7 separate regions of the Mus musculus genome follow, and all the other regions are linked to region 6. A link is a loop called in an ENCODE intact Hi-C map of the cell type or tissue named here. Cell type or tissue: left cerebral cortex. All regions are shown on one strand.

Region 1 (4,000 bases), 170 kb before region 6:
CCTGGAACTAAATGCAAGCGAGGTCCATTTCACAGCTTAGTTCCTTAGAAAGCTGAAATTTTCTAGCAACTTTTTAATTGGCTTGTCAACAAAAGAATGACACTTAAGGTTCTCATTAAGGCACAATGCCTATGGAAGTTAGACTATTCAAATGATATTTATGATTAATACAAGCTTATACTCTTATTTCAGCCATTGCTGTGTGGGCTTAGAGCCAGGAGAAGATGGAGAAGAATTTTACAAGGAGTTACTTCCATCAGCTGCTGAAAATTTTCTTATCCTGGGGAGAAGGTTACAAACATGTTTCATCAATGCAACTAAGGTATAAGTGTTGTATAGCCAAATAATTTTCATTTTTTTTTCACTGTATAGCCCAAGCTAGCTTCATATTCGGTGTATAGCTTTGCAGGTCTCAAGAGTTTCAGTCCTTTTGTTTCAACCTCCTCAGCACTGGGATTACTAGGATGTATGCCATATCTATCCCTTCCTAAGTTATCCCCTGTCATTTTTCAAATATGCCATATCTGGCTGAACATACAAGTAGAGAAGTGAATTTAAACATCTTTAAGCTAAAAATTACAACCAAGAAATTAATCTCTAAATTAGAAAAATTGAAAATGTTAGCTAAAGAATACTGTATGATTTTTAAAGAGTTTGTCTTACCCCTTAATGTGAGGAAACATGCATATATACTTATATCCACGGCATAACTTCATTCCAGACTGTAATAGCTGTTTCAGACTTTTAATTGCTGACACTTCAGGCTAGTTAGACCATAGCTTTTATTTATTTTATTTATTTTTTAATTTTTTTGGTTTTATTGAGACAGGGTTCCCTGTGTAGTCCTGGCTGTCCTGGAACTCACTTTTTAGACCAAGCTGGCCTCGAACTCAGAAATCCACCTGTCTCTGCCTCCCAAGTGCTGGGAATAAAGGTGTGCACCACCACGCCCGGCAGCTTTTATTTTTTATTTGACACATAAAGTTTTACATACTTTAAGGGAACTATGTAATGTTTTGATACCTTTATATTTTATGTAATGTTTGTATACAGAGAAAAAGAGAGGCTGGGAGGGGAAGAGGGAAGAGGAGATCATGGAGAAAATGATTCTTTGCCTTATCAAGTACCTATTTCAGATCTTCAGATTGTGGAGCTGTTGGGCAAAATCCAGGCCTTGTGTATGGAAATCAGTATTCTAGTATCCAGGAATGTTCTGCATCTAGTCTACTTTCTGTAAAGAAGTGCCACATCAGTATATCAGACTTTGAAAATGTAATCTGTGAACACACCCTAGAACAGCAGCAAATGCCATACTATGCTTTGAATTTGTAATAAGGCCTTTTCATTATGAGAAGCAAACTTTTGAAGACCTTGTATTCTACCATCCTTAAGTGTCCAACCCTGTTAGATCTATTTTCATATTTCTTAGTGTAGAACACTACGTATGCTGTATAAGCAAAGAATCCTGCCTAATGAGAAGTCATTAGGAATTTACTTAGCACTGTTGCTTATTAAGGTAGTCATGTCCTTTATCTGTTGGATGGTATTGGCAGCTTCTGTTTCCATTCTTGTAGATGACTAAATCAATCATATAACTAACTTATCAGTTTCCCATCTATGGTGCCCATTCTTCCTCTAACCAACTTGACCTGACCTTAAGTGATTATCAAGATTGTCTCACTGTGCTCAGTCAGACCTTGAGTGTATTTGTGCTCAGTCCTCAGTCCTAACTCTGAGGGTAGGAATAGGACCAGAAGTTGAGAATTTCCTCATCTTCAGTTCTTTTTGAGTTAGTTGAATTAAGCTAGCGTAGAATGGCCCCGCAGGGAATTCAGATTCCAATTTGAATACCAAAGACTTCTCATCTTCATTTATTATGAATTACCATATAGGTGATTGGAATCAAACCCAGGTCCCCTGAAAGAGCAGCCTGTGATCTTAACCACTAAGCTATCTCTCTACCTCCTTAATTCCACTCTTTCAATTATTTTTTTTAATATGTGTGTTAGCTAAACAACATTTATATGCAGTAATCACACTGTTGGACTTATTATATTTATTTAAAAGGAGTGAGATTAATATCAAAACATCTTTACTCCTATGTTTATTGCAGCACTATTTACGATAGTCAAAAATAGTAATAACCTAAATATCAGAAATCAGTGCATAAATAATGAAATAAAAAGGGCAGATTTCTGTCATTTGCAACACCATGGAAAGAAATGAAGGCCAGTAAGTGAAGTAGGCCACACCAGAAAGTCACATACTGTATGAATTCAATGACATATAGAATCTAAAACAAGCTCATCTCCTAGAAGTTGAGACTTGAAAACTGGTTACCAGAGGCTAGGGATAATAGAAGAGGAAAGATGAGAGAAAGTTTAACAATGGGTATTTTGTAATATTTAGTTTAAGGTATTTTATGTCATATGGGATGATTATATATGATAATGGTAAACCTTTACTTTAAAAAAGAATAGTTTTATTTTGAATATTAAAGAAATTAGTAAATAGTTGTCTCATTATTCTGACATTCATATAAACTCAATTCTATTGAGAAAACTGCAAGCTCATATAGTTTATAGCAACTCCTAATTAGCCATTAAGAGAATTATAGACTAGAAATGGCTCATGGCCTTAGGACTTGGGAAGTTGATTCAGTAGGACTGCTCAGTCCCAAGCCAGCCTGGGCTACTGAGTGAATTACCTGAAAATCAGCACAAGACAGGTTTACTTAACGTATATGATATAATCAGAAATGTAATGTGCATAGGAAAGAATAGAGATAGAAAGACCAATTGAGATAGATTTTTTTCCCCCATTTTTTCCTAGGATAGAGCTTCACTATGCAGCCCAAATAATGTTAAACTCACACTCTTCCTGCCTCAGTCTTTTGACTGCTGGAACATAGATTCCCATCATTACACCTTGCTAAAAGGAGGCTTTTTATGAGTGAAGTATTTCTTGATCATGAGTCAGACAGGCCAATTTCTGGGAGTTTGAGGCCAGTCTAGTCCGTTTAGAATTCCAGGTCAGCCAGGTAATGAAACCCTGTCTCAAAATTCAAAACAAATATATATGGTAGCTCACAACCTCCTATAATTGACGACCTTCTCTTCTGGCCTCCTCAGGCAACGCTTAGATGTGATGCGCATTTATATACACGCATGGAAAAACACTCATACATATTAAAAATAAAACGAATGGAATTCAATGAGAAATTTAACAATATGGACAATATAAGAAATATTGTTGGCAGAAGATTTAACTCAGAGATCATATATTCTACATCTGGAATTTTGGTGGCCATTAGCCTACTTGGAAGCTTTCAAGAAAATTTTTAAGAATTTGATATTTGTGGGTAGTATAAAATATGGTAGGACATATATTAGATGTTCTAGCCCAGGCTACATATAGTTTTTTGAATCCATATCAAAAGAGAAAAATACCTATTCAAGAACTTTGAAATGTTTTAATGGCAAATTTTGTTAACACAAGTCAGGGGTTATAAATTAATGATTGACATCATCTAACAGGCTTTTAAAGTATAGTATAGACATCTAGAAATACAGGGTCTTTCTTTGATATTGACAACAAAAAATTATGGTGACCTGTCTTGTTGTATCTTTGGATGAAATTAGAAAAGCAATTTACTAGACTAAGGAATCATAGTTTAATGTGACACTTTTTACGTTTGGTGGTTTTATAGGAAAAGACAAGTTATTTAAGTTAATGTGTGTTTTGTTTGCTTGCTTTAACTGTTGCTATCAATTTTATGGTACAGTAGAAACATTCAGGATCTGAGTTGGTTTATACAACTTTACATTAAAGTTAAATAGTCAGCAAATGACAGACATAGTCAATGTAATCTGTTTTGTCTCCTGTTGTGGCACTATTAATACCTTTTCACAAGATTAGTTTCAGCAAAAAACATTGTTTATTTACTTGGTATATATTAATGGAACATTTACTATACATCAGAATTGTAGACAGTGAATTA
Region 2 (4,000 bases), 92 kb before region 6:
CACACCGAGTCCCAGAAGGATTTGGATGTGACCAAAGGAAATCTGGCCCAGGCAGTTGAACACCGCAAGAAGGCACAAGCTGAATTATCTAGCTTCAAGATACTGCTCGATGACACCCAAAGCGAAGCTGCGAGAGTGCTAGCGGACAACCTCAAATTGAAAAAGGAGCTTCAGTCAAACAAAGAATCCATCAAAAGCCAGATAAAACAAAAAGATGAAGACCTCTTGCGAAGACTGGAGCAAGCAGAGGAGAAACACCGGAAAGAGAAGAAGAACATGCAAGAGAAGCTGGATGCCTTGCACAGAGAGAAGGCCCACGTGGAAGAAACGCTTGCAGAGATTCAAGTCAGTCTGACCAGGAAAGACCAGGAGATGAAGGAGCTGCAGGGAAGCCTGGATAGCACCTTGGCCCAGCTTGCAGCCTTCACTAAGAGCATGTCATCCCTGCAGGATGACCGGGACAGGGTGATCGATGAAGCTAAGAAATGGGAGCGGAGGTTTGGCGATGCCATTCAAACCAAAGAGGAAGAGGTCAGACTCAAAGAGGAGAACTGCATTGCTCTAAAGGATCAGCTCCGACAGATGGCCATCCACATGGAGGAATTGAAGATCACCGTCTCCAGGTAAGCAGCCAACATGTTCCCCTCCAGAGAGAACTGTAAAGGCAAGGAAAGCTTTTAAACTGTTTTGACTTTATTATTTCATTTATTCTTTATTTGTTACAGAACCAATGTTTGTTTTAAATTACTTTAGAATGTATATCCTTCCCCTTCTAACGCTTTTTTGCTAGTTTTGTAACTTCTTGTTACAATGTGTATCACTATAAAATCATTAACAAAATCACTGATATCTTACTCCCTCCCACCCACCCACACACACACACACCACCAATGTCTGTTAAGAGACAGCTTAGGTTTCTCTGCCTTCCCATTTCTGTTTCTGGATTTCTTGACAACCTGACTACCTGTGTCTAGATTTCCACCAGCTTATTCCCAAAGGATTGCTTTAGTGCCCTGAGTCGTCTTCCCCTCTCTCTTTGCCACAGTTGTCATCAACTGTACTCTCTCTGTCAGTTAGAAACCCTATACTCAAACTCTAGAATATCATTTTCCAAGCTCAGGAGCCAGCATTACCTCTACCCTTAGTCCGCCTCCCCTTTCATTACCTTACTGTTTCTTTTGCCAAGATTGTAGCTTTAAAGAAACCTACCATTAGCTTGTCTGGAGCAAAGTAGAATACTTGGGAGTTGATTTGCTTTTCAGTATCTCAGGCTGGGGATCAGTAAAGTAAGGAACAAACTTCCATGATTCAGATCTCCCTGATGTATCTTTAATATGTTATCTTTTTCTATGTGTTAGATCATGTTATTACACGTGTATAGATACAGAGAACTAAGATATCTGAAAACCTTCAATAGTGAATATTGTCTGATTTGTAGATCAATTAGGTATATATCATATAGTTAATATTTCTCCTCCCCTCCTTTTCTCTACCCTCTTTCTTCCCCCTGACCCCTGTCCCCATCCCCTAGGCTTGAACATGACAAGGAAATCTGGGAGTCCAAGGCCCAGACGGAGCTCCAGCATCACCAGAAGGCTTATGATAAGCTGCAAGAGGAAAATAAAGAACTTACGTCTCAGTTAGAAGACGCTCGCCAGCTGTATCATGATTCTAAGAATGAATTAACTAAGTTAGAATCAGAACTTAAGAGTCTCAAAGACCAGACAACTGACCTAAATAACTCTTTAGAAAAATGCAAAGAACACGAAAACAACTTGGAAGGGATCATAAAGCAGCAAGAAGCTGATATCCAAAATTGTAAGTTCAGTTGTGAACAGCTAGAGACTGACCTAGCGGCCTCCAGAGAACTCACCAGTCGGCTGCACGACGAAATCAATGCGAAGGAACAGAAGATCATAAGCCTGCTTTCTGGCAAAGAAGAGGCGATCCAACTAGCTGTTGAGGAACTGCACCAGCAACACAGTAAAGAGATCAAAGAACTAGAAAACCTGTTGTCCCAGGAGGAAGAGGAGAATGTGGCCTTAGAAGAGGAAAACAAAAGGGCCCTTGAGAAAACCAATCAGCTCACAGAAGCATTGGAAGCCATCAAGAAGGAGAGCTTTGAGCAGAAGGCTCAGTTGGACTCCTTTGTGAAGTCTATGTCCTCTCTCCAGGATGACCGGGACCGCATCGTAAGTGACTATCGGCAGCTGGAAGAGCGACATCTCTCTGCAATCTTGGAAAAAGACCAGCTCATCCAAGATGCTGCTGCTGAGAATAATAAACTGAAGGAGGAGATGCGAGGGTTGCGAAGTCACATGGATGATCTCAATTCTGAGAATGCCAAGCTGGATGCGGAGCTGGTCCAGTATAGGCGGGACCTGAACGAGGTGATAGCCATAAAGGACTCTCAGCAAAAGCAGCTCCTTGATGCTCAGCTACAGCAGAATAAAGAGCTGAGAAATGAGTGTACAAAGCTAGAGGAAAGGCTGAAAGGGTTAGAAGCAGAGAAGCAAAGCCTACAAATGTCCTCCGATGCCCTCCAGAAGGAGAAACAAGGTTTGTCTAAAGAGATCAAAAACTTACAGACACAGTTGACCGCCCTGCAGGAAGAAGGAACGCTAGGTGTCTACCATGCCCAACTGAAAGCAAAAGAAGAAGAGCTCCAGAGGCTAAATATGGCTCTCTCCTCCTCCCAGAAGAGAACTGCAGATCTGGAAGAGGAGTTAGTTTGTGTACAGAAGGAAGCTACCAGGAAGGTAAGTGAAATTGAAGATCAGCTGAAGAAAGAGCTGAAGCACCTCCATCACGACGCAGGGATAATGCGAAACGAGACAGAAACAGCCGAAGAGAGGGTGGCAGAGCTGGCGAGAGACCTGGTTGAGATGGAACAGAAGTTGCTTACGGTAACCAAAGAGAATAAGGATCTTATGGCGCAGATTCAGGCCTTTGGAAGGTCAATGAGCTCCTTGCAGGACAGCAGAGATCATGCCACTGAGGAGCTTGGTGACCTGAAAAAGAAGTATGATGCCAGTCTCAAGGAGCTGGCCCAGCTGAAAGAGTGGCAGGACTCAAGCAGAGAGGGGGACGTTCTTTCCCAGGCTGCCTTTCCCCTGTCCACCTCTGAGAACGTCTTGTCCCGCCTTGAGAAACTGAACCAGCAGCTCACATCCAAAGACGAGCAGTTGCTTCACCTATCTTCAGAACTAGAAAGTTCTCACAACCAAGTGCAGTCCATCTCCAAAGCCATGACCAGTCTACAGAATGAGAGAGATCGCCTATGGAGTGAGCTGGAGAAATTCCGGAAGTCTGAGGAAGGGAAGCAGAGGGCTGCAGCCCCTTCAGCTGCCTCCAGCCCAGCAGAAGTACAGAGCTTGAAAAAAGCCATGTCTTCACTCCAGAATGACAGAGATCGATTGGTGAGTGTGTGCTTCCTATCTGTGTTTAAGAGGTTGGGGCCATTCTTCACATGGATTTTTATTGCCATAGAAAAGGGTAAATGTTTCTAATCACCGCATTGCCACACACTCCACAGTTTGGGTCTTAAGAGAAGCAGACATATTGTTACCATTTTCAAGGTGAGGATTTTTCTTTGCACAGAATCTGCATTGGTTATAAAAGGGTTAAAAGGTAACCAGCTGCTTTTGCTGTAAGTGGTCCCAGAATTTAAAGTGGATTAATTGGGGGGAAAGCATGGAGCTGGTCACTCAGTGTCTTCAGTGTCAGCTGAGCTCTTGGTCACTCACTAGACCAGGATAGCAAGGACCTAGCTTGTCTTAGAAGTACAGCTCAACCCTAACGTGTCAAGAAAGATGTTAAATGTAAAAGGGATTTCCTGAAGTCAGTGCTAGTGGTGTGGCGGCACATTCGTCTTAACTCCAGCACAGAGGGGCTGCTGTTGTGAGTTCAAGACGAGCCGAGATTATGTAGCTCACTTAAGGCAGTCTGGGCAATGTAGTGAGACTGTCCCAACAAGTTTTAAGAATAACTGTTCTGCCAT
Region 3 (4,000 bases), 180 kb before region 6:
GTGTAATATTATACTTAATTGGATAGGGTGGGGCGGGGGGGGGGGGAGACAGTATTTTTTTAAGTCTTCTGCAGGACTAAGGGTGGAGTCTAAGCTTGTTTACTGTGCTTGTGATTATGCTTTGTCTTTTGGCATATGCTTGTTTATTGTCATTCTTGTGGCTCGATTATCCGACTCTAATTTGGAAAATATGTTTTCAACATCTTAAGAACTTTTGTAAAGCCGGGATGTAGCTCAGCGATAGAGCACTTGACTAGTATGCACAAAGCCCTGGGTTTGAGTTCTAACGCTGTAATTAATCCTGTAAAGAACCCATAAATAAAAGTCTTAGGAACACCTGCAAGGCACTTTTCAAAAGCTGTATTTCATTCATTTAATTTTGGATTTGCATCTGTAGGAAGAGAATGCATATCTAAGCTGTAAAATATATATACATCGAGGGACTGGAGAGATGTTTCAGAAGTTAAGAGCACCACTGGCTGTTCTTACAGAGAACTTGGGTCCTTCTCAGCACCAGCATCAGGTCACTGATAGCCACGGTTAACTCCACTTACAAGGGACTTGAGGCTCTCTTGCGGTCTCTGAGGGCACTGCATAATATGATGTGCATATATAGACTCAGGCCCACACATACACATAAAAAAAATAAACATATCTATCACTAAATAACTTTTTTGTAACTTTAAACTTTGTACTGAAAAACAAAAGATCACTGCATGCCTGAGAAGAAGGAAGAGGAAAAGGACATAGTACTTGGGAAAGGGGCATTGAGAGGTCAGTTAAGAACAGTACCTTGCTTTTGGAAAGGGGAGAGACAGAGAGACAGAGAGAGAGAGGGGGAGGGAGGGGAGGGAGGGAGGGAGGGAGGGAGGGAGGGAGAGAAGGAGAGAGGGAGAGAGAGAGAGAGGGAGAGAGAGAGGGAGGGAGAGAGGGAGAGAGACTATGGCTGCACAACACTCACTGATTCATTGTGGGGAACTCTGGATGGTAACCCAGAGCAAAATAAACAAGGAGCACTACTGAAGTTCTGTTGGTAAACTTCTCCCATTTATTCCACCAAAACATGATATTTTTGCTTAATGCAGCCTTTTTATAAAGCTTAAATATAATCAATGGAAGGTTAAACCCATTGGTTCTTCCTACATTTACTCTGAGTTATTATAGATGAATTGTCTACAACTTAAACTTTGAAGACTGAGTTTTAAATGAGTGTTTTTCAGAATATAAACCTTGTAAGGAAAAGGACAGAATGGTGGAGAATGTAGGACAAGCAGACAGTAAAGAAGAGCTGGGCTGCAAAAGAGATGTGAAAAAAAATCTACAATTTCACACACACACACACACACACACACACAGAGGTCACAACTCAGTGACCTTTCCCTTATGCGCTAGAATTCTGTGGCCTATTATGCAAAAAAGAAGTTTTACATACAAAATTAAGTTATATTTTTCGTGCTGGCATCTCATTTAATTACTAAAACGAAAAGGCTCATTATAACCTCTTTTTCAACAATATTAGAGATAACCTATTAAAATAGATCCCAGAGAACAAAACACCAAAGGGTAGAAATCATTAGGAGGTAGATTTTTAAAGTAAAGAAACTAGATAAAAAAATCTTTCAATTTTTGATAATCAGTAATTACTTAGTTGACCATGAAATCTGAGATGGAAAGAGATACAAACGATTGAGACAGCTGACAATCTCTTCCCAAGAACAAACTAAATGGGAACCCTCATCAGCCAGAATGGGGAAGAAATGTCCTTGTGGCCTCTCCACATCACTTTTGCCCTGCATTCGGTCCTTTGTTCCATCTGTCTGTCACCTTTTCAAACTCTGCACCATCCACTTGTCACGCTAGTCTCCACAGCCACCCGTGCAGATCGTCCCACAAAACTTCCTCTCAGGTCTGTCAGTCTCACTTAAACCCTTCCAGGGTTCTCCTACACTGTGGGACGCCAGGTGCCTGCACAGAGGCTGGCAACTGGGTAGTGGATCACTGTGCCATCTGGTCTCCCGGGGAGCAAAGAGCGGCGGGGACAGAATTACAGAATCCGGAGGAGTCTGTCTCCATACCACCCTCCCATCCCAGAAGGAACCCGGGGTACAGTCTGCACTCACAGCGCACGGTGTGGAAGGCACAGCGCGGCTGCTTCTCGAAACTTTCGCCTAGCTTGAGAACCCGCTCGCGACGGTCCAGGTATGCAAGTCCCGCTGGTCCACTCATCCTCGTCCCCTGCCTCCCGCTTTTGGCCTTCGCCGTCCCCTGCCACAGCCTCTGGAACAGCTGCACTGGCTGCGAGCTTGAGTTCGGTGCCCGGGACCAGCTCCTTTCACCTCCAGACGCGTGCGGCCGCCCCTTGGAGCGCCCCGAGTCTTGATTGGCTGTCTGGAGACACCTGCCCCGCCCCTCGCCCCAGGGCCCCGCCCCGCCCCTGGCCACCATCCCCGCCCCTAGCCCCCTTCCCGCGTCGCGACGCACACAGCTCGGCGGAGACCGCCTCGCTGAGGTACGCTGTGCGGGTCGGGCCCTGAGGTGGACGGACGCGGGGAAAGAGATGAGGTAACAGACCCGAGATGGCGGCTGGGATGGAGGAAAGGCCCTAGGGGGGCGGGGAAGCTAGGACGCCAGACACCCAGGGCAGAACTGCCTGGCGGGGCCTGGTAACGGGAGCGTGGGCCTCCTCCGCGCCGGGCCCGCAGGTTTGGTGTGGAAACGGACGCCTGACGAGAGGTGGCGGCCGGGCCCAGGCCTGGGGCCTCCTGAGGCCTAGCTGCTCTGAGGCGGGTCTGGAACCCCAGCCGCGCCCCCTCAGGTGATGTGACCAGACTGGAAACCTCTGGAAGCCGCGCAGTTACCTTTAAGGGCCGTTCATTTATTTATTTTTTCTTCTTTCTTTCTTTCTTATTTATTTATTTATTTATTTATTATTTTTTAATTAGCCCTTTAAAAACACAGGCTTTTCCCGCCGGGGTTAGGACCTGAGGAGGGGGCGTTTCCGGAGGCGACGGAGAAGCCTAGGGTTAGGGGTAACTGACTGCTGTACGTTTGTTTCTGGCATTTGTTTCTGTAGTGATTCCTGGAAGCACTGAAGAGCGCGGCCTTGGGACTCTTGATTTCTCAGAGATCAGTCTAGCAGTAGGGTAAGAGCGTCAATTGATTGATAATTGCCTTCACACACACACACACACACACCCCACCTCACAGAAGTGTTATGAAGTAGGAGAAAGCGTGCTTTGTATTGGAGGATTATTCAGAGAAAGTCTACAGTGAGCCCCCTCAGGTGATTCTTCAGGTTAATTGTGGCATCAGACTATGCTTTCAGCACTTCTACCTTAAATAGGTTTGTCAATTTATTTTTTTCAGATGGATGAGGGATTATTTTTTGCCTTCTACCCTTTAAAGATACAAGGAGAGATTGTTCAATGTATTTATGCACGAAGGTTCTGAAGCCAGAATCTCTGGGCTTGTACGTCAGCTTCATACTCTCAATGTGATTTTTGTGCAAGCAAATCAAACAAATGTGTTTATCATTAGAATTGGGGAAATAATAATAGCTATGTAAAAAATAATGCCATTCCTTAGAATTGTTGAGGTGGTTAAATGAGTTAATACATGCTCTCTAAATAATTATTTTGGGTTCAGCAATACTTTCATATTTTTAGACTTAATCATTGCTGAATGCCTTATAAATTTTGAAGTCTAGGGACAAGGGATGGCTATTATGTTCATAGATGAAAACACTGGTTTAGAGAAACCCAGGTGGTTGATTTTGTGGCCATCTAATGTCAAGAGGGATTTGTTCAGTGGCACAAGTGAGTGGATGTATACTTTCACATTGATTTTATTACCATATTGTATAAAGTAATTTGCAATCAGAATGGCCACCAGTGAAGGGAATGTTTAAGCATATTTTGATGAATTCTTACAAAGAACAGGATAATGTAGACACCGGAAAGAGTAAGACAACATGCATTCTCTTGGAAAGTTTTACATCTTC
Region 4 (4,000 bases), 66 kb before region 6:
TATGGTACCATTTGATTTGTTCATTGATCTGATGCTATTCCAAATATATTCTGAGTGTTTGAGCACATCTCTCTCCTTTGACATATATTTTTATATTTTCCAAGGTATACTTAAAGATCTAATTGCTTATTCATACAGTCAGTGAGTGTTTACCTTTTTAGAAACTACCAATCTATTTTCCAAAAAGAAATTTGTCATAGATCATTTCTACCAGAAATGTATGTGTTGCACTTGTTCCGTGTCCTTGTCAGCACTTGTTATTGTTGGTATTTTGAATGTTGGCCACTCTGTGGGTATGCAGAGATGTTAATTTGTGTTTCTTGGGTGAGTAAACCTATTAAGCATTTTTCATGTGCTTCATTTTCATGTCTCTTCACCTATCTTCTTTCTGAAATGTCTGTTCATATATTTACTCAGTTTTAATGTACTTAATGTACTTTTATTGAGTTCCCTGTATAGTTTAGAAACAGATCTTATGTAAAATGAGTATTTTATAAATATTCTTCCAAGAGGAATGATTGCTCTTTTAATTTTCTGGTGGTATTGTTTGAATGGCACAAGATTTGAATTCTGATGAAGTCTGATTTATATAAAAAGATTATTTTATCATTAGTGGGTTTTTTGGTTTATTTGTTTTTTGTTTGTCTAAGAGAAAAAATTTACCTCAGAGTTGTAAAGATTATCTCAAACATTTGGCTCAATTTAAAATTTTATTTTTTTAATATTTATGTGCGGCATGCAATTGAGTTAAGGCTCTTCTTCTCTATGGATATCCAATTTCCAAACACAATCCAAACTCTTTTTCCCACTGACTTAGCAGATTTCTTTGACCTTCTGTATGGTTGACTTTTGGACTCTGTTCTGCTTCCTTAAGCAATGTTTGCCCTGACAGCACACTACCACAGTGCTGTTATTATAGCTGTGTGCTAAGTCATTGAAATGGAATAGGCCTCCAACTGCGTGTTCCTTCAAAAGCTTTTCCTACTATCCCAGGATTCTATAATTTCATACATTTAGAATTAGCTAGTCAGCTTCTCGGGAAAAAAAAATGCCTCTTGAGAGTTTGACTGGGGGTCCACTGGAGTTGTTAGACCATTTAGAGGGATAGGAAACATGTTGGTAGTATTGAGTTCTCCAATCTATGAACCCGTGGCATTCCTCTACTTATTTAGATCATCTTTGAGTTAGTTTTTCAGAAGTATTATTCAGTGTTCAAGTCTTAAATCATATTTCATTAAATTTGTCCTAAAGCATTTCATGTTATGTTATGACTATGATTTACTTTTAATTTCTGGTCTTCAAATGTCTGCAGCTGGCAGATAGAAATGCAATCGACTTTGATAATGGCGACTCTGTATCCTGAAAGCTTAGTGGTTCCAGTAGCTTCTTTGTGGATAATGTAGGATTTTCTAAACATATGACCATATTGTTGGTGAATAAAGTTTTTATTGTCAGAACTGCTCCGCTTTATGCCTTTATTGCTCCTGTTTCACATTGGAAGCTCTGAATTTTGCTAGATTCGCTTGCTCCGTCAATACAAGCCATGTGAAAAACGTGAAGCAGAGACACTGTGTCAAAAGTCTCCTAGGTATGACACTTGCCACTCTGAAAGCTTCCCTGTATCCCTTCCATCTGTCCACTGTCTCCATGTGTGAGATCTTCTGTGTCCTTGGAGCCTAGCAACACTTCACACTCAAAAGCTGTTTAATTGATATTTATCAAATAAAAAGATTATATATTAAGAGCCATTTGGGATGGATTCAGCTATATGGTAAAGGAATTTATAAGAAGTTGGATTTTCAGTTGGGTGTGGCTACAGATACCTATAAGAAGCTATCCTGGGTGGAAGAGACTGCTTCTCAAAACAAAACAAAACAACCACAAAAACAAAGTAAAATATTTTGTACTTTTTTTTTTTTTGGTCCACAACCTTTTCATTTAAAAACTGTCATCTGTTGGTACAGTCCCCTGATTGGCCATAATTCTGTTGGTACAGTCCCCTGATTGGCACACTGTAATTCAGTAGGTGGATTTGCATATTTGCTCAGTTGAATATGTTTGTCCCAGGCCCTTCTTTCCTCACTTGGATTCTTCAGTTGGGGACCTCACACAGCCATTCAGAAGCTCCGGGCGCCCGCCCGCCCCGCCCCGCCCCGTCCTTTTCAGACCCTGGCAGCCCCAAGGCTGTTGAGCTGACACTGACTCTTTGCTTCCCAGTTACCCGTGGGGTCAGGTGAGGCATGGGAACACAGGGTGCAGCCAGCACTGGGATCCGGTTCATCTGATTCCTCTCCAGCTCTCTAAAATTAACCACGGCTAAAGCTGAAAGGCTTTTTAAAAGCCTTCAGTGAGATTATCCCACTAGACCAGCAGATGGGTCTAATCTTCCATGAAAGGAGAAGGCCTCTCCTGTGACACGGCCACTTTGCCTGGAACCAGTTTCTGCTGGGCCTGAGCTAGGGGAGTCCCAAGGAGAGTAACGACCCCAGACCCTTGCTAATTGCAGAAAGCTGGATCTCTAAAATTGAGAGTTCTCTCCTCTAGATAACGCTATGCGGTCCCAGGAGTCCTTGCAAGGTTTCCCAATTTGTGAACCTTTGTTGTCTGTCATTTGTTGGTACAACTGCCGAGCTGTCAACTCATGTCTTCAGGATGTCTACCCTCTTAGGTCTTGCAGCCTCCATGGTAGTAAGGTGGTAACAAAAGACCTGCCTTCAACCAATTAGGCGGTCTGTCTCAAGAATCATAAAGATGTGCAAATAACTTCCAGCCTACACATTCCTGTCCTAAGAGTCTGCCCCCCCCCCCAAATAACTTTAAATACGGCAAAGCTTAATGTCTAATGATTAAAATATTACAGATAATAGAAAACCAACTAATCTGTATGCCCAGGTGCTTAAAGTAAGCAAGAGGAGTGGGTGTCCTTTGCTGCCTCCAGCGTCGTGTGCTCTCAGAGGCAGAATCCCAGTCTCAGTTATAGGAACTTGAAGCTCTTCTAACAGATAATGATGAGTGGGCTTTGTGGCTTTGTTTCTGTTTGTTATTCCCAGAAATTATCAGGCTTACGTTGGAGAATGTTAATGCTTGATAATAAATAAATAAATAAATAAATAAATAAATAAATACACAAATACTAGTAAATTTACCCCAAACTACATTTCTTTAAGCATCAGTCTTAATGACTGTCATTACATTATTGAAAGGCAGCATTTCAATTTTCTAAGCTATTTTCCAAGTCCTGGGCATACAGATTAGTTGGTTTTCTATTATCTGTAATATTTTAATCATTAGACATTAAGCTTTGCCGTATTTAAAGTTATTTGGGGGGGCAGACTCTTAGGACAGGAATGTGTAGGCTGGAAGTTATTTGCACATCTTTATGATTCTTGAGACAGACCGCCTAATTGGTTGAAGGCAGGTCTTTTGTTAGCATAGAGGGCTCATTGGTTCTGTGACACACAGGTTATGTTAGTGAGAAAAGACAACAGACAACAGGATGTTAGCTTCTCGAGAGCGTAAATCAGGCTACATTGCTTATACCAACCTTTTACTCTAAGCCTGTCAACTGATACATTCAGGGACTCAGAGTTTTCTACAAAAGATTTCCATTTTCTGAGAAGCAGTCTGTCGATCTCCCTGACTGTGGAGAGTCTTAGGTGTGTGGTTCCTTGCAGCATCCACCAGCTGAGGAACAAAGTGTCAGAGGAGCACGACATCCTCAAGAAGAAGGAGCTGGAATCGGGGCCTAAGGCATCCCATGGCTATGGCGGTCGGTTTGGAGTGGAGAGAGACCGGATGGACAAGGTGAGTAGGAAGGGAGGGAGCTACTTTAAAGAAATAAAATAATGGGAAACAAATTGACTCAATTGTTGGTACTTTAAAATTTATCCTAAATATGGTTTGCATGGTGTCCATTTGGGCTTTGATGCAGAATGCCTTTGTGATGTTTGTGCCTTTTTTTCTCTCTGGATCTCAATACCCAAGATACAGAAAAGAGAGT
Region 5 (4,000 bases), 86 kb before region 6:
TTCAGAGTAGTCCAGGCTGACCCTGAATGCACAGTCTTTCTGAACCAACCTCTCAAAGGCCAGGACTACGGGTGTGTGCTTGCCGCCTACTTGCCCCTGCCCTCTGACCTCTCCTTCTAGCAAGGTTTCCTTGTACGTTTTCCTTGCTGCTGTAGTGTTTCTCTTTGCCAGCATTCTCTGCTGCATCTTTCATCAGCGTAGCTTCTCCCTGCTACTTTGGTGAATTCCCCTCTCTCAGCAGTTGCTTTTCATCCCTGATGTTCGCTGTTCTTTGCATGAAGAGCAATCCTTGTTTCATCTTCACATGAGGAGTAGAATCTAGGAAGCCTGCGGAAGGACTTGCTGTGAATTCAATGCAATGTGATCTGATGAGTTCATTGATCGTGGTCCTGAGGCTGGTGCCTTTAGTTCCTCTGGGTCTGATCAGACCTTTGAGAGATCTTTCACCTCTTGGATAGAAGGAAACTCTCATCTCCAAGCTGAGGAAGGGACGGGCAGCTATCACTGTGGCATGCGTCATGTCACCAGTCACAGTTGTTGTAGAGCGGTACCCTTACTTGCAGCTGGGCCTGAGATTTTCATGCTCCCAGGGCACATCCTTTACCTTTTCCAGAGAGTAAACTGGTTGTTTGGTGAGGTTACCAAAAAGTCAGAACTGAGAAGAACTTAGCGTGCAGTTACATCTGAAGCAGCTCTGTGAGAATCCTCCTTGTCTCAGCTCCCGCCTCCCTCCAACCCATCACCATTTTTTCCAGATGTACCTGGTGCTGTTAATTCCTGAGCCCTTTGAAGATTCTGCAGAGTAAGTTCTGTTGGGTCCTTGGCTTCTCTATCACCAGCTAAAGATCCAGCTGTCGCCGATGCGTTAAGTCAGTTACCATTATTCATCTGCTTTTCAACCTTGAGTGTGTCGCTGCTGACCCTTGTTGGCTTCCTGATCCTTTTTTTTGCGTTTGGTGCTTTTTAAAAGGCCACTGGTGTGGTAGTATTAACGTTTCTGAGTGGGTGAAAGGTGTGTGTGTGTTTAAGGCTGTTGTCTTTCCCAGATGTCCTGACATTATTTCTTCATCAAACTTTTGAGTATTGGGGAAGAGTTTTAAAATAGAATGCAGTTTTGCTAAAAGCAAATCCATCATAATATCCACTAACTTTGTGTGTGAGATCTATTAATTTTTAATTCTGATATTCTTATGAGGAAAAGTACTGTTATTGTCTTCATTTAGTGGATGAGGGAAAGAAAGACTTAGGTGTCCTCCCATCCAAGAAACAGTAGGGTATCTAATTCTAGAGCCAGGGTGTCTGTAACCACCAGGGTGCTTACCCTTTCTCTATATAGCCAACATCAGCTCAGCTTAAGACTGGGGTCCAACAGGGATGTGGGTTAGGGATGGGTGCAAGCCTACCACCTGATGCCCGAGTTTGATCCCAAGAATTGTGAAACAAACAGAAAACAAATAAGTAAACAGCAACAAAGAAAAGCTTGCTGGTGTTCCTGTGAGAGAGAGCCTAATAAGGACGCAGGTCTAAATGGATTCTGTCCAGTCATTCTGTATGTCCCTTAAGTCTGCTCCAAGTTAGAGTGTTAGCTTCAGACCTGGAGGCCAATGGGGTACAAGTGAAAGGAATGGTTAGGCCTTGACAGTAGCCTTGACAGCAGTCCCTCAGCTGTCTCTGCGCTGTGGGAAGGTGCTGACGGTCCGTGGTGCCTGTGGTAGGAGCTACTGGTCAATAAGGAGTAAGACGTGAGTCACCCATTGCTGCTCTCCCTCTGGTTAAAGCTGAAGGAACTGAAGAATCTGCAGCAGCAGTACTTACAGATGAGCCAAGAGATGACCGAGCTCCGTCCGCTGAAGGCTCAGCTCCAAGAATCTCAAGATCAGACAAAGGCACTACAGGTGATGGAGGAGGAGCTCAGGCAGGAAAACCTCTCCTGGCAACACGAGCTGCGTCAGCTCAGGTAGGACCGTAGCCGAAGCGTTTGTTTTATTTTATTTCATTTTATTTTATCTTGACGTTTTGTTTTGAAATAGTTACAGACTTAGAGTGCTGCAGAACAGTAAGAGAGCACTCGTGTGTGCTTTGCCTAGTTTCCCCCAGTGAAAGCTCCCGTGCCACTCACTGCATGCCATACCCAGCGGTCTTTATGCACAGCAGGGAAGTAGCTGGTGTTCAGTAGAAGTCCCACTCTTCACCAGATTTGGGAAAAGAAGTAAATAAAAATAACAACAAGTAATGTTTACTGCCTAATATTTAATATGTGCCACGCTTTATGTTTGATAAGTGATATGCCTCATTTAGCCCTTACAGTAGTCTTAAGGAATAACTAGCTTATTCCCATTTAATGGAAGAAACTTGGTGAGATTCATTTGCTCAGGTCTCAGACCTGGTATATTCAGGAGCCAGAGTTCTAAGTCCTTGAGAGTTGGCTCTGATGTTAATTCTGCATCGTGGGTCTGACTGATGAAAGACTGTTGTGGGTTCCCATGCCCTGCATGACCTCGCCACCCTCATTCCATACATACCTACTCTACACACCAACTCCTACAGTTCTGAAGTTCACTCTCTGCGTGCATACAGGTGCCCTGTGCTGAGTTTTCACGCCCATCTTGAACTGCTCTTCCCATTTGGAAACATAGCTCTTTGCTCAGGTTCTAAACCCAATGCCAGCCCTTCTGTGAAGGCACTGCAGCCCGGCCAGGAAGAGCTTTCCCTCCGGTGCTGGCATGGCCTTGCTCTCAGCAGCTTCCTGGGTGTCTCCACTTAGAGAATAAATTTCACTCTGATATGTATTAGTCACTCATACCTCATAAGAATGTTCTGAATATGGAATTATTCTTCCTGTCATGAGTGTATTTGGGCCGTTCTTTTTTTCATGGTGTAGGATGGAGAAGAATTCCTGGGAGCTGCATGAGAGGAGGATGAAGGAACAGTTCCTCATGGCCATCTCAGATAAAGATCAGCAGCTTGGTCATCTGCAGAGTCTCCTGAGGGAGCTGAGGTCTTCTTCCCAGGCTCAGATTCTCTCCACACAGTACCAGCGACAGGTGAGGAGATCCGTACATTTCTACACAGGGTGCCACTACCCAAAAGCATAAGCTGCCTCCAGCTGCCCGTCTGCTGCCATGAGGCACGCCTCCTCCCAGCTCTTTCAGGGTGATGCAATCTCTTCTAGAGGGAGGGTTTGAGTACAAACACTCTTAAGAGACCATTTTATTGACGTTTTGGTCCTGGCAGGCATCCCCAGAGACATCAGCTTCCCTCGATGGATCACAAAAGCTAGTTTATGAGACAGAACTTCTCAGGACTCAGCTCAATGACAGTTTAAAGGAAATTCATCAAAAGGAGCTAAGAATTCAGCAGCTAAACAGCAAGGTACGTGTCTCCTGCTAGACTGAAACTGAATTTCTTTTTTCTCTTTCTGAAGATAAGATTTGGCACAGACACCCCGCTTCAGCATAACCTGAGAATAGACGTTTATATTTCTTACAAACAGAAGTTTATAAGAGCTGGGTGTTTATTCCAGAGCAAGAACACAGCCTATGTTCTCCTTGCCCTGGGTGGGTCTTTAAGAATGACTCGGAGAAACCCATACACCAAATATACAGAAACTTCACCCCATCGTCTCTATGTTAGGAATGTGTGGGCATCTCCCGCCCATCTCCCTGAGCCATTGTCTTCCTGCTGCTCTTTGACTGTCAGTGTTCTCAAGAGCTCTTCCCCAGACCTGCCCTCTTCTAAGAAACCTAGATAGGTAGTGTCTGCCAGAATTAAAGTTCTTTTAGTTCAGTGAGACTTGAGTCCAGAGGTGGTCTTTGAGGAGAGTTGTGAATCTCCGAAATGTATGTTTGGGGTGAGGGGTGCACGTGTCCTATCAGCAGAACTCGTATGACATGAGCCAGTAAGGCTGCTCAGTGTGTGAATGTGCTTGCTCGACACCCTGGTGATCCACAGAGGAAAGATGGAACCAACTCCTGAGAGTTGTTCTCTGTTCTCCACACGT
Region 6 (4,000 bases):
TTAACAGCACTGACTGCTCTTCCGAAGGTCCTAAGTTCAAATCCCAGCAAGCACATGGTGGATCACAACCACCAGTAATGAGATCTGATGCCCTCTTCTGGAGTGTCTGAAGACAGCTACAGTGTACTTACATATAATAAATAAATTTAAAAAGAAAAAGGTGTTAAGCTAGGAGTATCAGAAGGTCAGAAAGAAATATATGCTAGCCACAGGGAGGATTAGAAGTGCCCAGCCATTGAGCTAGCTAAGGCATATAAAAATTAACTGGTGTGTGTGTGTGTTTCATTCAAGAATCCAGCAGCCAGAATAGAGCAGTTTAACTAATTTAATGCTCTACAGGAAAGGGAGTTGGACAAGAGTCTGGGAGTAAACTTTTAAAATTAGAAGTCAGTTTGCACTCATTTCTGGATGTTCTCTAAGCCTTGATGGGGTTGGTCTAGCCTCTCTCTTGATATATACCTACTTAAGAATAAACTTCTTTCCCCTTCCACCTACATTTCAGATAATTTTCCCTCTGTAGCTCCTAAACACAATCCCTTAAGAATCATCTTCTGCCTTTCCTCATAGTCAAGCAGTACATGAAAAGGCAATTAAAACATGTTATCGAAGCCAGGAATTCAGTTACTTTTCACCTATCAGTTTCCACCTTATTTTATGAGACAAGCTCTCTCATTGAGGCTATTTAAACAAGCCCCAGGAATCCTCCCATCTCTAGCTCCCTAGTGATGGGATTAAAGGTGGTTGCTGCTGTCTGGCTTATTGCGTGGGTGCTAGTGGGGAACTTAAGTCTTCTCTTTTACTGAGTTCAGTCACTGCTGCCTGTCGGAAAATTGACTGATCTTGTTGTTTTGATCATGTGACCACAGCTGTGGTGAGTTCACGGAGTGCAACAGCTATGTCACGTCCAGAAGACAGCATCTCACAGCACTGCCCCCATCCTCCTTACATTCTTTAGGCCCCTCTTCCCAAGTGTTCTCTGAGCCTTGGAAGGGTTTATATCGATACCCCTCTTAGGATTGAACATTCAACAGTCATCTGTTCCCAGCGCTCTGACCAATTATGAGTCTCGGCATTAGCTACAGAAAGATGTTTCTCTGCCAAAGTTGAGAATAAGATTAGTCTATGGGTCTAAGGATACATTTTTGATGGCAAAGTAACATGCCCATTTAGCAATTCAACACCAGTCGATTGCTTATTGGGGCCTACAACCTCCCGAAGTGTGGGTTTATGGCCAGGTATATGGTAGTGATATTTTTGAGAAGTAGCTTTGGGTTTAGTTTTGAAGACTTAAAAAATACTGGGAATAAATATTGAAGATTTGAATGCGTAGTTTAGGCTTGTGGCAGGACACAGACCATCCCTTTCAATGCTTCCCCAGTGGACTTTCTTATCTCCTCATGGTTCACATAATAAAGTAAGTTAGTATTCGATGGGCTAATCGTAAGAGACTTCTCTGGCTTATTCTTTCTTCATTACAGTCTTGAATTATTATTAGGGCTTGTTAAAATATGTAATGTAATTTTCTCTGAACAGAACTTATGTGGCAGCCCTGGTCTCAGCATTCTGTATACTCATCCACAGATAATAGACTCCTACTCTTCTCATATGATGTGGGAATACTGAGGGGTTATGCAAGATGCCCAAGATAGCACAGTCAATACATTCTAAACCCAGACCCAGACTGTGTAGGTCTACAGCTGGACTTTTAGTTTCCACTGAGACTATAAGTCAGGATTCCTTTGATAGTCCTCTGTTCCTAGGAATTTCTCCCTGAGCAGTAGTCACAATTTAAATTAATAATTAATTTAGTCAATGTTTGTACCAGTATCTTTCAGAGCAGGAAGCGTTCCACCCTGCATCACTGACACTGAGACTAGTGTACTGTTGATGCCCAATAATTTCCTAGTGAATAAATGCATAAAGGAAGGAAGCGTTTCTTTCATGGAGTAATGCCTCCCTCTGGTGGGATTTTAGAATATTGTTTAACCACTTCCTAAATTCACTCCCCACATCCTTCCCCCAAACCAATGGCCATAATTTCTTCAGGATAGGCTTGTCACCCACTTGTTGGCTTGGTGAGATGAACTGTGGAACTAGGCAAGTACCAGGCACCGATTTACGTCCAGAAGTTGGTCAAAGCACATCTATAACTAACTTCCTTGTTCAGAATGACCCCTCATGTGCTTTCAGAGCCTCCTCTTTCAACACCAAAGGGATCTATCCAGAATCTCCAGTTCTGATCATACAATCCTCAGGATATAACCGCAGAAATAATCCCTTCCCTATCAACTGCCAACACAGAAGTGCAGTTCTCAACTCAGAGGGAATAAGAAAATTTATTCTGGAACAAATATGAGTTACTATGGCCCCAGGGACAAATTTAAATTGTTCTATATACTGTTTTGTGGTAGCAGTTTTACAGAGTTTTTATATTTCCGAGCAAAGAGAGCTATAACTGAAGACGTTTAAAGATACATTGATGTTAATGGAAACTTCAGGTAGGTTAGATCCAGCAAATCAAGAGAAACTTCTGCTGTAAGGCTCAGATGCATATAACATGCTTAGCTTTTGGGTTGGTGGAAGCTACATTCCCAAATTCGTACATTCCCAAACGACTTACTTAATAGTCACAAGAACATGACAGAGTTGTGTGACCAAACAAGTGGCTATTTAAGGGGCCGAGATAACCCAAAATAATTGACACTGAACCAGTCTACAGCCTGGAATGTTTAACCCGGGCGTGTCCTCTACTCCACCCCCATCTGTTATTTTAATTCACGTATTTGACAAGAGGAAAACCGCACAAATTACGCTCTACCAAAAAACCCTACTTTTTTTTTTTTTTTTACACAATCTGAAGAAACAAAAAAGAAACAAACACAATACAATAGTAAAGAAGAGATACTTTCCTAATCTATTCACATAAGGGCAACTCATTAGCTTCCGATTCAAACCAGAAATAAGTAAAAACAGGAGGAATGTTTTTAGAACAATCTACGAATGCAGTCAGATGCTCCGTTCCTTTTAATGTCTCCAGCACTCTATCCCCTTTTCTATCCCCAGCCGCCAGCGGAGGCCGGAAGCCAGATATCAGCGCGGGCTGTTCCGTCCCTCACCACTCTATGGTAGTCGGGTTATTCTAGCCAGGAGAACTCTGTGGTTCCGGGGCGTGCTGGGAGGCCTGCATTTGAAGATGGAGGCGGGAAGATGGAGGCGGTAGCTGTCACTAGGTTGGGGTTCTCCCGCGCGGGAGGCCTATGGGACTGTGTCGTGTCCTGAACAGTCGAGAGGAGCTTGTTTGCAATGAGTCTTCCGCGCCGGAGTAGGAAACGGCGGCGTTCATCGTCCGGCTCCGACACGTTCTCGGGAGATGGTGATAGCTTTGTTAGCCCTCAGCTCCGGTGTGGACCGGTGCTGAGTCCACCTCCGGGGCTGGGACGCGGCCGGAGGCTCACAGGGACAGGTACTCGACCCGCGGGGCCGACGCGGCCGAGGGCAGCAGGGGTTGAGATGGGCTGCGAGAGTATCAGGGCCATGCACTCCCGCACCGGAGCTGGATAGCTGGAGGCAGGGCTGCTATCCAGTACCCGGCCTGGGACTCAACCCTGGGGATGGCTTCCCTCTTGGCCAGCATGCACAGCTGATGGTGTTTTAGTCCACCACTGCCCCAGTAGATATGGGCGTTCTTTGGTTTTTGGGTCTTTACACCTTCCCAGAAACAACTTCCAAGTTGGCCAGATCCTGTCACCATGTCGAGGGTTTGCTTAGGATAAATGTCCAGTGGTACAACTTCATATATATAAGTACCAAATTTCTGGGTGTGGTGTAGGATGCAGGCTCTTTGGACTGCAAAGAGCAAAGCTGGAAGGCACATGTTGTCTTAGAACCTTAACCCAGTTCTTGTTTGCTTTTTTGAGATAAGGGCTTGCTCTAGGTCAGGCTGGGTGCTGTCTCGATCTCGGACCAAGGGTGTTTATCCGTAAATGTTGGGATTATAGGC
Region 7 (4,000 bases), 140 kb before region 6:
TTATTTCCTTTTTAAAATGGTGAAATGGAAAGTATGTTCAATTACTGCTTGTTTGTGAGCGTGTGTGTGTGTGTCTATGTGGGGGTATTTACTCAAAATATAAGGGGTTGTTTGAGCTTGAGTTACTGGTAGCTATGAGGCACCAGATATTGGGACTGGGAACCCAGTGAGTCCTCTGTAAGAGCAAGTGCTCTTAACTACTGAGCCATCTTTCTAGCCCTCATACACTGCTTTTCAATAAAAAAAAAAAAAGCCTTTAATTGGCCATTTCTTTTTCTAACTTGTGATTTATTGGTGTATATTATACTTGTGGTATATATGATATACTTTTTCATATATATACAAATATATATGTGATAGTTACATGCAATTTACATTTGACAAATATTTGAATAAATGTTAAGTTGAAAATAAAATATGTTATCTGGAAGACAAATTAGTGAGAGGCCAAACATCTTGGAACCTGCCTCCATCTTAAAAGGAAAAACTTGGCCCCCACCCGAACACAAGTTGCACCTAAGTACCAGGAAGGACCGAATGGCTTGTCCTTAGCCAGTTACCCCCTAGCTACTTCCTAGCAACAGATAATCAAAGGTTAGTCTGATTGTTTCAGATATACTTTCAGACCTTTAGTGGTTGTATACGGTCTTGCTTCAGAGCACCTACCTGTCGGCTTACAATAGACAATTGCATGCTTGCAAGGCTGGACCCTCCCTCACTTACTTCCATTTCCTATAAACCCTGTCCCAGTGAGAGTTTTGCGCTGCCTCACCAAACCGTCCTGTGGGCCGGTGGTGAGTAAGCCCAAACTCGAGTTTGTAATAAAGAGACCCTAATGTGATTACATTAGAAACGGCTCCTTGGTGGTCTTTTGGGGTTCACAAATGCTTCTTGGCACAACATTGGAAGTCTTGGGATGTCTATATTTGGTGTAGGGGAAGATGAAGGAAGGCCTTGAGAGGGAACTGGGTAACAGAAAATCAGAAGAGTGAGACCATTTCTTTTGTTACATGGTTTTATTCTTTGACAGTTCACACATGTATGCATTTTGATCATGAACACTCTTATTTTCCTCAGTCCCTCTAGAAAACTCTCCCAGCACTCCACCCCCACTTTTATGTCACTAAAAGAAAAATAAATACATTGAGTTTAATTAGGGTTGCTTTCATGTATATAGGTGAGGGATTGATTATATATCCTGGGAAATTTACCGATGGTGACATCATTAAAAAAGAATGACTCCCCTCCTCTCTTCCCTTCCTCCCTCCTCACCGCCCCCCCCCCGCCCCCGTAAATCGCTTTTCTGTCTCTTGTTGGAGCTTCTTTCTCACTGACTCCTCACAGAGCCCGAGCCCTTAAATCTGTTTGCTTATCCCAGCTGAAGAGCCAATTCCTTAGGGGAACGTTTCAACTCTTAAATACTGTCTCTTACCCTCACATCCTGAGTGATGTCCTGTGACGTCAGGTTGAAATCGGAGTTCCGTTACTAAATCGCTTTCTCCCCCATCGGAAGGACCAAGTTTCAGGCTCTACTCCGGGTTGGTTCTCACAAAATCGCAAATACTAGCAGCTGGCGCCCCTAGTCCAAAGTCTCCTCAGAAGCCGAGGCCATAGTCCTTAGTGGGAACAGCGCGAGATGAGAAATTAGGGTAAACCGGAACTTCCAACCCATACAGCAAACACCTGATCTTTGCCGAAAGCCCACCCCTTTCGGTGTTTTCAGGCCTCCTTGGATCTTCTTCCGGGTCACATCCCACCATGTGATTCCACCCGGCACGTCCTTCTTAGAATCCATTGGCTCCGTCTTTGAGGAAGTGGAAGGCTTTAGGGCATTGGTTGGTTTCTGTCAGTGTAACGCAGTTAGTTACAAACAAGGCGTGCCTGGTTCCCATAGCAACGCCCTGAGCACCGCTCCGATAGGTCGACGCCTTGATTCAGCCTTCCGTCTCACGGCGAGTGGCTGACTCCCAGGGGCGCGTCGACGGTGGCGCCGTGCTTGGGTTACCGAGCTGACGTGGCTTCGATTGGGCGGGGGGCGTCCGGAGTTGGCTGGGACGGCCGCCTGCAGGTGAGTGGGAGCCGCAGGCTCCGCGGGGAGCTCCGCAACGGCTCTGCTGCGAGCCCCGGGCCAAGGGGCTCGGGACACGGCTCAGCCGGCCGCCCCGCCCCTCACCTCCGGGCTCCGCCGCCTTCACCCGCCCGCCCTAGGTGGTCGCCCAGTGCCCGCCGCCGTACTCGGCCCGGGGACACAGACACCCAGTCAGTCTGCCGGCAGGGTCGTTCCTCCCCGGGGAGCCCCGGAGGCGGGCGAGCTGGTCAGCCCTACGTGCACGGACGGCCCTGTGTCCGAGCGGCCTGGGCAAGCCAGCCTGGGCACCGAGCCGGGGACGCTAGAGGCAACCTGCCCCAGCCCTGTGCTCGCCCCAGCCCTGAACAAACTTAGTGTTCCGCTGTCGCCGTTACCGCAGTCGAGGCCCACGAATGATCCTGCTGTTGGGTTAGGAAGATGACGGAGAGATGATCCAGAAGGAAGGGAATGTTGAAGGGAGTTCTGGAGGAAAAAAAAAAACCCTTGGTGTGGCCTTGTGGCATGGGTTTGTTGTTGCGCAGCAGGAATGAGAACAGGAGGACGAGCCTCAGGGCGATTGAAGGAAATATTTGCCTGGTTTATTTAAAGCCCCGCAGTTGGTCTGTGAGGAGAGGACAGTTTTGGGAGTGGAACAGATATTTAAAATCATGGATAAACACGTTGACTTTTAGAGATAGTTGGAAGCTCTCCATTAAAGGAATGGATTTCCAGATTTGAGCAAGATGGACTGTGCAAGAGTTTATAACAAAGTGTGGAGGCCTTTCTAGAAACATGAGTAAATAGGGTTTGGATGATCGGAATGACCGTAAAGGGTCAGATTCAGGAAATGTTCTGTTAGAAAAATGAGACGACTTGGAGTAGACACGGGAGAAAAAAAAATGAGGACAACTAAAAAATTTTAGAGGTTAAAAGTATAGCCAAATGGTAGGTCTCTTACTTCCAGAAGGCCCTGGCCTGAAGCATTGGTGTTGGTTACACGGCCTTTACTTCCTTGATCCTGGTAGGACTGTTTGATGCTTCCGTCCTCACTGTGCTTTAACATTTGTTTAACTACAGAAGTAGTTTCTGAACATTCTTAATTGCATATGCTACAGGTAAAATATCTTGAATGTATTCCTAAGTATATTGATTAAGTAAATTTTATGTTAATTTGGATAGTGTAACAATATCTCTGAAAATACACCACAGATTATAAAATATACAAAAATACTAGAGAATTAAATGAAAAATTAAAAAAAAAATCTGTCTACAACGGTCACGACGGAATTTGAAGATCACATAAAATGTGCCTCTTGGTTTCTCACGATGATGGTCAACATTTCTGAGGATTTCCACGATTTGGGGGGGGGTGGGAATGGGGTTCCCATTCTACTGGAATATAGTCCTTTCTAAAAGTAATCATCTTTAGAAGATTTTCCCTTTAACTCTCTTGTTCCCAGCACCTCAGCCCATTTGGATTAAAGAGATGTTGAGACTATGCTTATTTATAAAATATATCATTAACTTCTCTTGGTTACCTACTAGCAATAAATTATTTGTGACACATTGATGCGCATTACATACTGCCTGTTAGTAACAACCCAGACTGGACTACACTCAGAGCCTTATGCATGTGAGGCAAGCACTCTGATACCAAGCTACATCCCCAACCCTTAATGAAGACTACTTTATGAAGTAATGAAGAGAATGAGAAATCCTCTTTCTTATTTTAGGTACTTTAGGGTTGCTTTTTTTGTTGTTTTTGTTTGTGTTTGTGTTTTCAATAGTTCCAGATAGCCCTGGCTGCCCTGGAACTGGCTCTATAGACCGGGCTGGCCTCAAACAGATACCCATGCCTCTGCTTCCCAGGTGCTGGATTAGAGACAAGCGTTGCCTCTGCCTGGCTCAGTTATATGTGCTCTTGATCAATGG

The links. Hi-C counts contacts between places; a loop is a spot of excess contacts. Peaks named below come from ENCODE experiments on the same cell type or tissue, not always from the same donor. Only the 100,000 strongest peaks of a DNase experiment are listed, where the experiment ranks them.
Region 1: it touches region 6 in a loop (5-fold over the local background); 7 of 42 quality-filtered maps call a loop at or near these places.
Region 2: a loop joins it to region 6, with 4 times the contacts of the local background. A loop is called at or near these places in 5 of 42 quality-filtered maps.
Region 3: it touches region 6 in a loop (6-fold over the local background); 11 of 42 quality-filtered maps call a loop at or near these places.
Region 4: a loop joins it to region 6, with 4 times the contacts of the local background. A loop is called at or near these places in 10 of 42 quality-filtered maps.
Region 5: it touches region 6 in a loop (2.2-fold over the local background); 7 of 42 quality-filtered maps call a loop at or near these places.
Region 7: it touches region 6 in a loop (7-fold over the local background); 29 of 42 quality-filtered maps call a loop at or near these places.

What each region holds. Positions count from the first base shown.
Region 1 is chr16:36,835,324-36,839,323 of GRCm38, forward strand. Iqcb1 (IQ calmodulin-binding motif containing 1) reads left to right here. Exons shown (of 15, transcript NM_177128.4): 5 at 193-322. It also overlaps a transcript of Eaf2 not described here. Among named protein-coding and RNA genes, the nearest start is that of Iqcb1, 8.9 kb to the left of the region's middle. In left cerebral cortex, no CTCF peak of the experiment used is centred here; no DNase peak of the experiment used is centred here.
Region 2 is chr16:36,916,378-36,920,377 of GRCm38, forward strand. Golgb1 (golgi autoantigen, golgin subfamily b, macrogolgin 1) reads left to right here. Exons shown (of 22, transcript NM_030035.1): 13 at 1-623; 14 at 1,532-3,419. Among named protein-coding and RNA genes, the nearest start is that of Hcls1, 17 kb to the right of the region's middle. In left cerebral cortex, no CTCF peak of the experiment used is centred here; DNase peaks (open chromatin) are centred at 1,958, 2,329 and 2,623; H3K27ac peaks cover 665 bases.
Region 3 is chr16:36,825,931-36,829,930 of GRCm38, forward strand. Eaf2 (ELL associated factor 2) reads right to left here and starts at 2,329. Exons shown (of 6, transcript NM_001113401.1): 1 at 2,121-2,329. The coding sequence starts at 2,226. It overlaps Iqcb1 (IQ calmodulin-binding motif containing 1), which reads left to right and starts at 2,470. Exons shown (of 15, transcript NM_177128.4): 1 at 2,470-2,562; 2 at 3,074-3,143. In left cerebral cortex, no CTCF peak of the experiment used is centred here; DNase peaks (open chromatin) are centred at 2,405, 2,617 and 3,117; H3K4me3 peaks cover 1,855 bases; H3K27ac peaks cover 622 bases.
Region 4 is chr16:36,942,920-36,946,919 of GRCm38, forward strand. It overlaps Hcls1 (hematopoietic cell specific Lyn substrate 1), which reads left to right. Exons shown (of 14, transcript NM_008225.2): 4 at 3,675-3,804. Among named protein-coding and RNA genes, the nearest start is that of Hcls1, 9.9 kb to the left of the region's middle. In left cerebral cortex, a CTCF peak has its summit at 2,351; a DNase peak (open chromatin) is centred at 2,289.
Region 5 is chr16:36,922,855-36,926,854 of GRCm38, forward strand. It overlaps Golgb1 (golgi autoantigen, golgin subfamily b, macrogolgin 1), which reads left to right. Exons shown (of 22, transcript NM_030035.1): 15 at 1,779-1,957; 16 at 2,882-3,044; 17 at 3,235-3,372. Among named protein-coding and RNA genes, the nearest start is that of Hcls1, 10 kb to the right of the region's middle. In left cerebral cortex, no CTCF peak of the experiment used is centred here; DNase peaks (open chromatin) are centred at 1,756, 3,117 and 3,699; H3K27ac peaks cover 1,084 bases.
Region 6 is chr16:37,008,597-37,012,596 of GRCm38, forward strand. Polq (polymerase (DNA directed), theta) reads left to right here and starts at 3,190. Exons shown (of 30, transcript NM_029977.2): 1 at 3,190-3,463. The coding sequence starts at 3,304. In left cerebral cortex, CTCF peaks have their summits at 109 (motif pointing left), 1,969 (motif pointing left) and 3,105; DNase peaks (open chromatin) are centred at 1,956, 2,681 and 3,122; H3K4me3 peaks cover 1,436 bases; H3K27ac peaks cover 601 bases.
Region 7 is chr16:36,873,196-36,877,195 of GRCm38, forward strand. It overlaps a transcript of Eaf2 not described here and a transcript of Golgb1 not described here. Among named protein-coding and RNA genes, the nearest start is that of Golgb1, 9.8 kb to the right of the region's middle. In left cerebral cortex, a CTCF peak has its summit at 2,049; DNase peaks (open chromatin) are centred at 908, 1,822 and 2,459; H3K4me3 peaks cover 2,745 bases; H3K27ac peaks cover 1,763 bases.